2 separate regions of the Homo sapiens genome follow, and region 1 is linked to region 2. Evidence: chromatin contacts called from ENCODE POLR2A ChIA-PET data. All regions are on one chromosome and are shown on one strand. The core of a region is the stretch at or near the end of the contact, and the rest is flanking DNA. Distances in the headings are between cores, read along the strand shown.

Region 1 (3,538 bases), core at 334-2,833, 2.5 Mb before region 2:
ATTATTTGGAATAGGGTTGTTGCAAATGTAATTGTTGGGATCGCAAGGAATAAGGTGTATCCTTAATCCCAAAAGACAGCTGCCCTTAGAAGAGAAAATAACACACAGAGAGGACACTGTCTGAAGACACAGACACGCAGAGAAGATGGCCATGTAAACAAGAGGCAGAGACTGAAGTTTTGTGCTGGAAATCAAGGAATGCCCAGGGCTACTAGAAGTGGATGAGACAAGCAAGGCTCCTCTCCCACAGGCTTGGGAGGGAGCACGGCCCCACCAACATGCAATTCCCTTTTCAAATGCTGAGGGCTGACACGCTACTCCCTCAACCAGGGGCCAAATATTTGCCTTAAAAATGAAACTAAAGTAAAAACAAGATTTTTGTAATAAAAACCGGCTGTATAGCAAACAGGATGAAATGTATCATTCTATTCCAGTTCTCTAGTTGGGCTTGAAATAATATTGTAATAAATTCATTAAAAGTACTAGTAGGAGGAAAATTTTTTACCATGATTTTGTGGTACAGTGGCTCCTGGCCACTGTAAATTTGCAAGTTTAAGCAAGGATCATTCAATAATTTTAAAATACTTTCCTCCCCCAGCTTTTTTTTGCAGCAGTAAGAGCATACCTCTGAGGCACTGTGAAGAATCTGATAGTCGAACTGAATGAAGCCAAGTCCAGTCTTTACGGAAAAATTTACACAACACTTCCAGGTGGGCAGATTCAAAGACAGGATGAATCATGGTTCAGTGCAGTGGTTCCTGGCTGTAATCCTAGCACTTTGGGAGGCCGAGGCAGGGGGACTGCTTAAGACCAGGAATTCAAGACAAATCTGGGGAACATAGTGAGACCCCGTCTCTACAAAAAATTTTAAAAAATTAGCCAGGTGTGGTGGCCCGTTCCTGTGGTCCCAGCTACTCAAGAGGCTGAGGCGGGAGGGTCACTTGAGCCCAGGAGTTTGAGGTTACAGCAAGCTATGATCGCACATCACTGCACACTAGCCTGGGTGACAGAGCGAGACCCTGTGACCCCCTTCCTCCCTGAAAAAAAAAAAAAAAATAGGATGAATCAGTGTCAAAATTATGAAGAAAAATATTCTGGGTTCTTAATTCTCAAGGTCTGCATGACCAAAATGGTAAGAGCTCAGAGGGTACAAATTCAAAATGTATTCATTGCTAGAATTGATCTTTAGTGACTGCATTTGAAAAATCTGAAACCACTTGAAAAACAATTGTATATGTGCATATACGTACATGCGTGCGTATGTGTGTGTGTGACCTGAAAAATTTCATTATGAGGTCCTTTATATGGCTACTGTAGCAAGTCCTTCAGTTTATACCAAATGTCTCCTCATAAATCAGTAAACCTCTTCATTTGTTCCTTGATAATGTAAGAGCAATTTCTTTAGAAGGCATATACTGTCCTATAACTGCAGCTTTCTCTTTGTCTCATCTGTACACAATACATAGAATTAAGCACAAAGAAGCAAATGGATGTACCAAAAACAAAGAGCAAACTTTGCAGGGAGTTACGTGCAGGGTCTGAGAGCATTTCCTGTCTCATAGATAGGAAGCATTTGCATCACGGCTTGTCATCTGCGCTGTCGGGCCCAGTGTCTCCTAACTTCCTGAAATAAAACCAGACTAAGCAAAACAATAAAAGTGACAATTTCTCTGTGTTTTGGAATTCCAAACTCCTATTACTGGAACATTAAATCTTTCAACCCTACTGGCTAATGTGCCTTCCAAAATTAACAGTGTTTTTGTAATGGTTTGTTTTTAAAATATAATGCTGCAATATACATTCCATATATTATAACAACTTCTTATTATTATTATTTTGAGATGGAGTTTCACTCTTGTTGCCCAGGTTGGAGTGCAATGGCGTGATCTTGGCTCACTGCAACCTCCACCTCCCAGGTTCAAGTAATTCTCCTGCCTCAGCCTCCTGAGTAACTGAGATCACAGGTGCCCACCACAATGCCCGGCTAATTTTCTATGTTTTTATTAGAGACAGGGTTTCACCATGTTGGCCAGGCTTGTCTCGAACTCCTGACCTGAGGTGATCCGCCCACCTTGACCTCCCAAAGTGCTGGGATTACAGGCATGAGCCACCGCACCCAGCCTATAACACTTATTTTAAACATTATTCCCAAATTCTGCTAATCTTTGTGTCAAGAGAAAAATACTGGCTTATTAAAATTTACTTTTCCTTTTACTCTTCTAAATGGCTTGAACAAAACTCATTCTCCCTTGAATGTTAATTGGGTTTCAGGTGTGGGCAGATGACAGAGAAATACATAATATAAAAACAATCCTTAGTTTTGTCTGTAAATTTATCTTTCTTGCCCTTCAAGTGTACTTGATGGTCCAGTGGTTTCCAACTGTGATACAAAATTTTCATTTGCCTTTATAAGAAATCATCTCGTATAAAGAAGTGGTCATATTTTATCAGCATCATCACCAACAAACACATCACCATCACCACTTTTTAATTTGTAGAAAATCCGGTCTTATCTGCCAAGTTGGCAAGATATCAAAAGAGCGTGTTTTAAGGTGGTTCAGTTCTGGATGAGTTTGGGAAGTTCATGGTCGAGTCTGGGGAGAACTTCTATGTCATAAACCTCCACATCACATAGGTTAACAGAGTAATAGAATTGTGTAGGTACAGAGACCTGATGAAACCTACTGACACCTCTGCTTTTCAAACCAAGAGAGTGCCCCTTCTAGGGTGCCCTTGGGAATGTGCAGCCATGAATTAGGTGTGCCTGGAGTAAAGGAACACACAAGACTGCGAGATGGGATGAGGTGAGTGTGAGTGAGTGCATGGAGAGAGGTTTAGGTAGGACATAATATCTATGTTTTAAATATCAAAACAAACTCAGATGATGGAAACGAATATAAATTTTTCATAAAATTTTAGGGAACAACTAACTTATTTTCTGTTTAGAGCAAGCATTCAGACCTGTAGAGAGTACAAATTCATTCAGCCCAGAAGAAACGCTTAAGGAGAGTGATCTGATCCCATGCTTTCATTATGCTGCAAGGAAATAGAAGTGATTTACCAGCCCACTAGAATCCTGGTTTTCTGACTGCCAGGCCTCAGCTCCAATTCATAGCTCTTTAAGAAAAGAGGAAATGCAGAATTAACTTCTATTAAATTTCATCCATGGGCCAGACAGGATGACGACTGCCAGGCATTGTCATCGTCACAAGCGGTGGTTACGAGCTCAGGCTCCCAGGCACACTTCTTCAGTGGGAAATTGGTTCCACCTCTTACCTGTGTGACTTTAGGCAGGTCATTTTTAAGTCAACTGATTCCTAGTTTCTTCACTATAAAATGAGGATCATAAATGAAACTTCTTTACTGACAAGAATTAGATGAGACAATCTTTGCAAAATACTTAATGGTGCTTGGCGTGCAAATGTTAGTTCAGTGAAGACTGAATAGAAAAAAAGAGAAAAAAAATCCTTTGTCTGTGGGAGGGGTGAGGAAGAGGCAGTGGGGGTCGATTTTATGGCTGTTTTACAGATGAGAAAAA
Region 2 (3,594 bases), core at 885-3,384:
TGGCACTGAGCTAGAAAATGGGCTTATAACTGTGAACTAGACAGTCAACTGTCCTATCTTCATGGAGCTATCAGTCCAGTTCAGTGGGTCATAATCCTGGCTGTGAATCAGAATCACCAGGGAGCTTTTTAAATAGACCGCTGACCGTGCCTGACCTAACACCAATTAAATCAAAGTCAAGACATGATTACAATATACTATGATAAACGTAATGATTGAGAAAAATAAAGAGATATTTTGAGAGCACATAGAAAGTACATACAACCCAGATTCAGGGCTAAGTAGAATGTTTTAAATAATGATTTATCAGTTAGCCTAGGAAATAAAGGGAAGTAAGGGAGATGGAAGCGTTCTGGACAAAAGGTGTATGAGATTCAAAGGCAGAGAGGCCCATTTCTGGGGTAGTACAGTGATGTCACTGCTTCTGATGTCATATAGCATGCAAGGAGAGAAAGACCACCAAAGAGACAGGATAAGTATGTAGGGGCCAGAGCAAGAAAACCCCAGATTCTCATACTGAGGAGGAGGTATTTATTCCTGAAATAATTAAAGCTTTGGAGGAAATTTAAACAAGAAATGTATGTGATACGACCCATTATTTTACTTTCTTTACCCTCAGGCCACGGACACGTATATTTTGCAGATCTAGAAGCAATAATACAGTAATCCCAAATTGAATCATCTCTTAATCCCTGAAGAAAATCAATCATTTGATCCGCTAAAGCGATCTGTCATTATTCCACTTAAATTCATGCCCGGCTTTTTCTGTTTCCCTTCCAGCAAAATCAATCATTTGTCTTGCTCCTAAGACTTTCTCAAGCCCAATCCCTGAGTGATGCTGGGGACACTTAACACCCTTGTTCCCAGGAAGAGGAGAAAGCACTGGGGTATGGAAAGCATAATTTGAGCTTTGTGCACAGTCCTCCAGTGGAAAGGGAAACTAAGTATCCCAAAGTTGTTTTTAAAGCATTTTGTCAGCTTGCTTACCTGATAAGGCAAGAAAGTGGATCATTTATTTTCCTGGGAAATTATGGTAATTTAAACTTTTTCTTCAGAGTGTCCTATAATTGCCTTCTGGGTTTCATGAAGCCCAAAACATGTTTTTGTTATTTATATCCCCTTATTTTTCCCCACTATTCATAAAGCAGTGAAAAACAGTTCTTACAAATAAGGGAAAATTCAAGTACAGTACCTGCTTGTGTGACTCAATATTTTAATTTGATTTAAAAATCAATAATTTATTTTAACTAAATGACAGACATTTTATTCCTATGTACAAAGAACTCAGAAATTCCACCCTACCTCCCACATCCCGTTTGGTCACAAGAGAGATAATGGCTGCATTGACAAGAACTATTTCCAGTTCCTGTCAAGGGTCATTTCAGAAAGAAAGCTCAAGCAAAAGCCTCACACTATTATTTTTATTTTAGAACATTTAAAAATAAATAACCAGTTATTGGTCTCAAGGGTCTTCCTGTTTCTGCAAATGAAAACCTTGGGAGAAAGTAGTTTTATGCTGGTGAAGCATCAGGTTGGTCAGATTAAAAGGGACCAAAGAGAACAGCCCAAACCCAAATCCTATTCCTCTGGAGCTACAAGTGAGATGCTGGGTTTTTTTCCCATTCGGTTTTCCTAGTGGCCTTATGGGGTCAATCATATGAGATGAATACTCACATGAGACAAATTTAGGTTTTAATTTCCTTTTAAGAGGAGCCAGACAACAGCATGCCACATCTTTTGACATCAGTACTAATAGCAGATACGAGTTGATGCCTTACTCTGTTCTAGGCACCATGCCACATGTTTTACATACCTCTTTTTATTTAGCTTATACAATAAACCCATCCCAAGACCCTTATGTACATCCCACTGATAGGAAAAGAGACACAGCCAATAAATGGCACAAAAGAGATTAGAATCCGTTTTTTAGACACAAAATTGAAAGCTCACAACCACTATGTATTTGTTTCTCTGTCATTAAACTGATTTTCCATGCAAATCATTGTCGTTCAGTATTCATATGATGCATATGTGACAAAGGCCCCAAGTAATGAACTGCTGCTCTCTGACTCATTACATACACATTTATGGTCTTTAGCTATGTATCACAAAGCTGCGGAACAGTATTTACATCTTCAGTGAGGCTCCAGCAGTTAACCATGAGCCAGCTGCAGGTCACCTGGCCTTACAAAACAATTCAAAGTTATATGCTCGTGTAGCTCTTTCCAGCCAGGAAATGGAAATAGAGTATTATTGATGGTATATTTGTTTTAGATTTGTTAGCCCTGAGATAGATTAATTGTCTGCTGAAATATTTATTCTTTTCTTCCTTGATAGTATCATTCCTGCTACTCTTGATACAGTCAGCATATTACCACTGAAAATTACTTTTTGTTCTCTTAATTCTACCTTCTGCTATTCTAACCCAGTGGTTAAAAATAAAAAAAAAAAAGTAAAAAACAAAACTGTCATTTTTTCATTCTATTGTTCATTCTGACATTTCTAGTTCAAGTCAATGTTGGCAATCATTCTTAATAGCCTCAATAATAACCCTTATTCAAGGATTTGAGAAAACAATGTGTGGAATCAGAGGAGCAATGTGTGGTATAGGGGGAGCAGTCTGTATTTTAGAGTAAGACTGGTTTAAACACTGGTGCCTATGCTTAACCTCTACAGTCCATGAGATTCTTATTTGTAAAACTTGAAAATTACTGCTTACTATGAAGAGTTGTTAAAAGGATTAAATATAAGGTATCTGAGGGCCAATAATTTTACATGTTTAAAATAAATGACACTTTATAAATGACAATACTTACAGTCCTATCCTTAAAGGCTGTTTTAAAACTATTTTCTTTTAAGAAATAGATTTTAAAAATTAAACAATGTCAAATACATTAGTGTCCAGTACAATAATAAAATCCTTTTAAGCAGGAACCTTAAGTGATAGCTTTATCTCTGCCATATTCATCTAGTCCAGTCCTGATAAACATCACAAGGAATAAGTGGGTAGGGTATAGAGTTTTAAAAATATAATTAAGAGCCTCCTTTTATGAAAATGTTTCTGTGACTATGAATTCCATGAAGATACTTTTTAAAACTTCATTTTTTTCTTACATCATTTCTGACTATTGTGTGTAAAATCTTTTACATCATCGTCATGAGAGTGCCAGCAAATGTTCATGAACATCACAGCGGGCTCGACTATGAACTTCTGGGTGAAGAGGCATCATGGTATCGTGGTCATGACACATGAATGGAAATCACACTTGAGTCTGAATTCTAGCTCTGACATATAAAGTGGTTTGATCTTCCTGAACTGTTTCCTTATCCATATGCTGTAAATATGATAGCTATAGTTGCCAGTATTAAGGACAATGATGCTGATGAAGGTGTACACATAGTAGGTGCTCAATAAATGTGTTTTTTCCTCTAATCTCTCTATTTGTCTTGACATACCTATTATTTGCACTTATTAGGTTAATTTGATTGAATCAATATTGTATAAATATATGAGATAAAAACACTTTACAAAATCCAGCTAAGCACAATAACCTTTTATTATAGGTAAGAAAATATGCCTCTTCTCACTTCATT

The links. ChIA-PET counts read pairs that join two places held with the same protein, here RNA polymerase II (POLR2A).
Region 1: POLR2A ChIA-PET joins it to region 2 with 15 read pairs in AG04450. The contact joins two enhancer-like sites. POLR2A ChIA-PET finds 5 or more read pairs at or near these places in 2 of 52 experiments (AG04450 and naive thymus-derived CD4-positive, alpha-beta T cell).

The regions. Positions count from the first base shown.
Region 1 is chr6:134,517,681-134,521,218 of GRCh38, reverse strand. No RefSeq gene overlaps it. Among named protein-coding and RNA genes, the nearest start is that of LINC03002, 21 kb to the left of the region's middle. Within about 2 kb of position 1,583, at least 10 of the 41 ENCODE cell types and tissues checked have a DNase peak (open chromatin) inside an H3K27ac peak, as active enhancers do.
Region 2 is chr6:132,059,316-132,062,909 of GRCh38, reverse strand. All of the region lies in intron 2 of CCN2-AS1 (CCN2 antisense RNA 1), which reads right to left. Among named protein-coding and RNA genes, the nearest start is that of MIR548AJ1, 54 kb to the left of the region's middle. Within about 2 kb of position 2,134, at least 2 of the 41 ENCODE cell types and tissues checked have a DNase peak (open chromatin) inside an H3K27ac peak, as active enhancers do.